2 separate regions of the Homo sapiens genome follow, and region 1 is linked to region 2. Evidence: read pairs that join two places in POLR2A ChIA-PET (ENCODE). Cell type or tissue: Panc1. All regions are shown on one strand. Links, peaks and the distances in the headings refer to the core of each region. The heading gives the core; the rest is flanking DNA.

What was found. ChIA-PET counts read pairs that join two places held together with the same protein. Peaks named below come from ENCODE experiments on the same cell type or tissue, not always from the same donor. Only the 100,000 strongest peaks of a DNase experiment are listed, where the experiment ranks them.
Region 1: POLR2A ChIA-PET joins it to region 2 with 6 read pairs; 2 of 35 experiments call an interaction of 5 or more read pairs at or near these places.

Annotation. Positions count from the first base shown.
Region 1 is chr1:235,213,438-235,216,361 of GRCh38, reverse strand. It overlaps ARID4B (AT-rich interaction domain 4B), which reads left to right. Exons shown (of 24, transcript NM_016374.6): 17 at 2,336-2,593. Among named protein-coding and RNA genes, the nearest start is that of MIR4753, 25 kb to the right of the region's middle. In Panc1, for the core only: no CTCF peak of the experiment used is centred there; no DNase peak of the experiment used is centred there.
Region 2 is chr1:235,389,368-235,392,291 of GRCh38, reverse strand. All of the region lies in intron 2 of TBCE (tubulin folding cofactor E), which reads right to left. Among named protein-coding and RNA genes, the nearest start is that of TBCE, 23 kb to the right of the region's middle. In Panc1, for the core only: no CTCF peak of the experiment used is centred there; no DNase peak of the experiment used is centred there; H3K27ac peaks cover 1,707 bases.

The DNA of each region.
Region 1 (2,924 bases), core at 120-2,619, 180 kb after region 2:
AAAAAGTATATATATATACACGTATATATGTGTGTGTGTGTGTGTGTGTGTATACATATATATGTATATCTCAGATTATAGCTGGTTTCATGAAGGTTTTAGATTTTTTAAATACTTATATATTTGACTGTAACTGAGTCTTTAAAATAGGAATAAATCTTGAGAATTTTTGAGGAATTTGTGTTATAGTTCAGACAAAATTGATATATTTGATACTTTCGTGAACACGGACTTACTTCCACCGGTCCATTAAACATCCTGCCAACACTCCTGCCCCACTATACAAAAGGACAAGGAGAATAAAAAAGCATTATAGTGCTGCTTATATCACTATTTATATATTATTTTTGTTGCCTGTATAATTAATTAGGAATGATAAAGTATATTATCCCTAAAAAGGTTGCATATAGAGATATAAAGCTGAAATTTTCAGTGGAGGAAGTTTTTTTTTTAATATAAATATTATATTCATCAGGTGGGCACAGTGGCTCACACCTATAATCCCAGCACTTTGGAAGGCCAAAGTATGAAGATTGCTTGAGCCCGGGAGTTCAAGACCAGCCTAAACAACATAGTGAGACCCCTGTCTCTACAAAAATAAAAAATAAAAAACTATCTGGGTGTGGTGGTGTGTGCCTGTAGTCCCAGCTACTTGGGATGCTGAGGTGGGAGGATCATTTGAGCACAGGAAGTCAAGACCACAGTGAGCAGTGATCAGGCCACTTCACTCCAACCTGGATGACACAGTGAGACCATGTCTCCAAGGGGGGGAAAAATATATACACACACACACACACACACACACACACACACATATATATGTGTGCATGGTGTAATATATGTATATATATAATCATTACTCTTAATATATAATATAGCATATATTTTAATATATCATGTATTTTACATATTATTAATTTTTAAAGCTTAAATACTAAACTATCTGGTTGTTCTGCCTTATGATGTTTAGTCATTTGTGAGCCCTAAAGTGATGGAGTCTTTAAGTACAGACATACAGGACAGCAAATAAAACCAGACTAAATGTAGCCTTGGATTTCATATTGAAATTTTTTAAAAAATAAATCTAGTGTTTGGAAAGATTTATGATTGAAGATTTTCTCCAACTTGTTGAATACAGATTGGTGGTCAATATAAAAAGGATATGAATGCTCAGTTTTAGAAAGTACATGGTACTAAGAAGATAAAAATGGGTGTAAGGCCAGGTGTGGTGGCTCACGGCTGTAATCCCAGCACTTTGGGAGGCCACGGTGGGTGGATCACCTGAGGTCAGGAGTTTGAGACCAGCCTGACCAACATGGTGAAACCCTGTCACTACTAAAAATACAAAAAAAATTAGCTGGGTGTGGTGGTGGGTGCCTGTAATCCCAGCTACTTGGGAGGCTGAGGCAGGAGAATCGCTTGAACCTGGGAGGCGGAGGTTGCAGTGAGCCGAGATTGCGCCATTGCACCACTCCAGCCTGGGCGACAGGAGTGAAAATCTATCAAAAAAAAAAAAAAAAAAAAGGATGTAATACTCTTTCTAGAATAGTTTGACTTTTAGTTTCATATACTTGTAATTGGCCTCTCATCTGTCTATTTCTTTGGAACATCAAAGTTGAGAAGATTTGTAGAAGATGTTAATAAATCTGTGGTAATGAGAGTAGAAATTGTGTTGAAGTTTAAAGGAAAGAACAAACATGATAAGATATTGGTAGTACATTATTAGAATATTTCTGTTTAAATTAAAATAGTATTTCAGTTATTATAACATTTGAAAATTCGGTTGGAGAATGTTTTAAAGTTATTAAGACTGCCATCTGCTAGTAAAAATTATTGTTTCAAACTTCCTGAGGCCTCCAGCTTGGGTGACAGAGCAAGACTCTGTCTCTAAAAAAATGAAACAAACATCTTGAGGCTGGAAATATTTGAATGAAAAATAATTTTTAGTTGTAAAATGGCAATGAAGTATAATGAATTTTTTTGTCAATTGAGATGTTAAAACACTTTTATTAATAAAACATGAAAAAATTGTTAGAGTTGACCATACTTGCTTCTTGCTGTTCGGCACAAATTCTGTTCTTCTGACTTTTGGAAATTTTCTTTTACTGCACTTATTTTTGAATCTTCATTTTCTCTAAATGTGTCTTTCTGTAACCTTGGTTGTCTTACAGTTTTAGTTTTTAATAGTAAAATGAAACTCTGAGAATTTCATACACGTGGAACCTGCTTTTCCTGGAACAATCACAGCCACAACTTTTATCAATATATGTGGTTTGGAACTGAAAAACTTATGAAGTGTCTTTTATTAACTCTGCAATTTTTTAAACCTTTCAAGAGATGAAACGAATAAAGAAGAAGATGAAGATGATGAAGAAGCAGAAGAGGAGGAGGAGGAGGAAGAAGAAGAAGAGGATGAAGATGATGATGACAACAATGAGGAAGAGGAGTTTGAGTGCTATCCACCAGGCATGAAAGTCCAAGTGCGGTATGGACGAGGGAAAAATCAAAAAATGTATGAAGCTAGTATTAAAGATTCTGATGTCGAAGGTGGAGAGGTCCTTTACTTGGTGCATTACTGCGGATGGAATGTGAGGTAACTTGAGTTTTAGCTAGTGATTATTACCTAAAAACAATTATAAAATACTTTTCTATTTAAAAACTTAAGTAATGGATTACAGATTTATTAGTATTCTAATTGAGGTCATAGTACCTTATAAAAAATAGTTTTTAGCATGTAAATACCTCACTTAGTGACTTACAATTAATGTTTTCACTACTTAGAAGATATCCCTAATGTCTAGAAAACCGAGGTCTACACACTTGATTTTTATGTACTACATGTAGATCAGCAGACAAAACATTGTTGAAATGATCAGAACTTCTGGACATCTACAAACCAATTATCAGGCTGCTTGCTGTCTTGC
Region 2 (2,924 bases), core at 107-2,606:
GCTCAACTTCCTGGGCTCAAGCAATCCTCCCATTTCAGCTTCCCAAGTAGCTGGGGCTACAGGCACATGCCACCATGCCTGGCTGATTTTATTTTTTATTTATGTACTTATTTATTTATTTATTTATTTTTGCTAGAGACAGGGATCTTGTTACGTTACCTAGGCTGGTCTCAAACTCCTGAGCTCAAGCAATCCTCCCTCTTCAGCCTCCCAAAGTGCTGCAATTACAGGCATGAGCCACCATACCCAACCTATGAATCACAATTTAAACTGTACAGTTTTGTAAGAAAACGTATTTTTTTTTTAGAATTACAATGTAAAGTATTTAGGAATGAAATGCTACTCCGTATATAATTTAAAATGCTTAAGCAAAAAATAAGAGATGGGCCGAGTGCAGTGGCTCACATCTGTAATCCCAGCGCTTTGAGAGGGTGAGGTGGGTTGATCACCTCAGGTCAGGTGTTCAAGACCAGCCTGGCCAACACGGGAAAACCCCATCTCTACTAAAAATATAAAAATTAGCTGGGCATAGTGGTGCAAGTCTGTAATCCCAGCTACTTGGGAGGCTGAGGGAGGAGAACCGCTTGAACCTGGGAAGCAGTGGTTGCAGTGAGCAGAGATCGTACCACTGCACTCCAGCCTGGGTGACAGAGTAAGACTCCATCTCAAAAAAAAAAAAAAAAAAAAAAAAGGAAATGAAGCAAATATGGTATGGTAACATGTTAACAATTGTTAAACTGACATGACAAGCATATACAGGTGTCCATTATACTATTCTCTCTACTTTCTTTGTCTACGCTTTTTTTTTTTTGAGATGGAGTCTTTGTGGCCCAGGCTGGGGTGCAGTGGTGCAATCTCGGCTCACTGCAACCTCCACGTCCCAGGTTTAAGCAATTATCTTGCCTCAGCCTCACAAGTAGCTGGGATTACAGGCACCCACTACCACACCCAGCTAATTTTTTTTGTACTGTTAGTAGAGACAGGGTTTCGCCATGTTGCCCAGGCTGGTCTCGAACTCTTGACCAAGTGATCCACCTGCCTCCCAAAGTGTTGGGATTACAGGCGTGAGCCACCACGCCTGGCTTATTCTCTCTACTTTCTATATTTTTGAAACCTTTTCTTTTTTGTATTTTCTAATAATAATATAAAAACTACTCATATCTTCCTTAAATCTATTCTACTTGTAGGAATTAATCCAACAGAGGCAGCTCTGTCCTTTAAAAAGGCCCAGAAACGAAGACCAACCCAGTAGCAATGAACACCGCTGCAGCCCATACTGTGGCCCCTGAATGATATTTGCCAGCAAAAGAAAGAAAGAAAACAGCAAGAAATGTAAGATGAACCTTTACATGATAGCTTCCTTATCATATGAGGAAAGTTTTTCCAGCTTCTAGAGGCTTAGAGGCTGCACACTCCTTAGCTCATGACCCTCTTCCATCTTCAGAATAAACAATGGCCAGCTGAAACATTCTCACGTCACACTGACACTGCCTCTTCTGCCTCTAGCTTCTACTTTTTTTTTTTTTTTTTTTTGAGACGTTTCGCTCTTGTCACCCAGGCTGGAGTGCAATGGCACGATCTCAGCTCACTGCAACCTCCGTCTCCCAGGTTCAAGCGATTCTCCTGCCTCAGCCTCCCAAGTAGCTCGGATTATTGGCATGCACCACCACATCTGACTAATTTTTGTATTTTTTGTATTTTTAGTAGAGACAGGGTTTCACCATGTTGGTCAGGCTGGTCTTGAACTCCTGACCTCAGGTGATCCATCCGACTTGGCCTCCCAAAGTGCTGGGACTACAGGTGTGAGCCACTGCGTCTAGCCTAGCTTCTACTTCTAATGATTCTTGTGATTACACTGAGCCCAACTGGATAAACCGGATACTCTCCCAATCTTAAAATCAGCTGATTAGCAACCTTAATTCCATCTATAATTCTAATTCCCCTTTGCCATGTAACCTAGCAAAATCAGAGGTTCTGGGGACATCTTTGGGAGGCTATTATCCTGCCCACCACAGTATATCATCTTTATTCCATCTGAACAGTTTAAGATGTAATACTTTTTAAATCTTTGTATGATGCTATCACAGGAAATAATATCTCCAATTACAAGAAGCCATTTGCAGAACATTAGTACAATTGCATTTCTTTTTCTTTTTCTTTTTTTTTTTGAGACAGTCTTACTCTGTCACCCAGGCTGGAATGGAGTGATGCCATTTCGTCTCACTGCAACCTCTTCCTCCCGTGTTCAAGCGATTCTGCTGTCTCAGCCTCCCAAGTAGCTGGGGCTACAGGAGCGCACCACAAAACCCAGCTAATTTTTTTTGTATTTTTAGTAGAGACAGGGTTTCAACATGTTGGTCAGGCTGGTCTCAAACTCCTGACTTCAAGTGATCTACAGCCTTGGCTTCCTGAAGTGCTGGGATTACAGGCATGAGCCACCACGCCCAGTCTGCATTTCTTTTTAAAGTAAGTTTTAAAATGTTTATTTACAACAATATGCACGATTAACTGGTCTAAGTGCTTTAAACATCTAACTGATTTAGTTGTCATAACAGCTCTACAACATCCAGTGAAGTAACCGCAGAAATTATTACTAAATCTGTGTTCAATTTCTGTGCATCTTAGTACCAATTCCAAAAGATGACCTCTAAACTAAATGCAGGCCAGGCGTGGTGGCTCACACCTGTAATCCCAGCACTTTGGGAGGTAGAGATGGGCAGATTATGAGGTCAGGTGTTTGAGACCAGCCTGGCCAACATGGTGAAACCCCGTTTCTACCAAAAAAACCATGCAAAAATTAGCTGTGTGTGGTGGCAGGTGCCTGTAGTCCCAGCTACTCGGGAGGCTGAGGCAGGAGAATCACTTGAACCCAGGAGGCAGAGGTTACAATGAGCCGAGATTGTGCCATTGCACTCCAGCCTAGG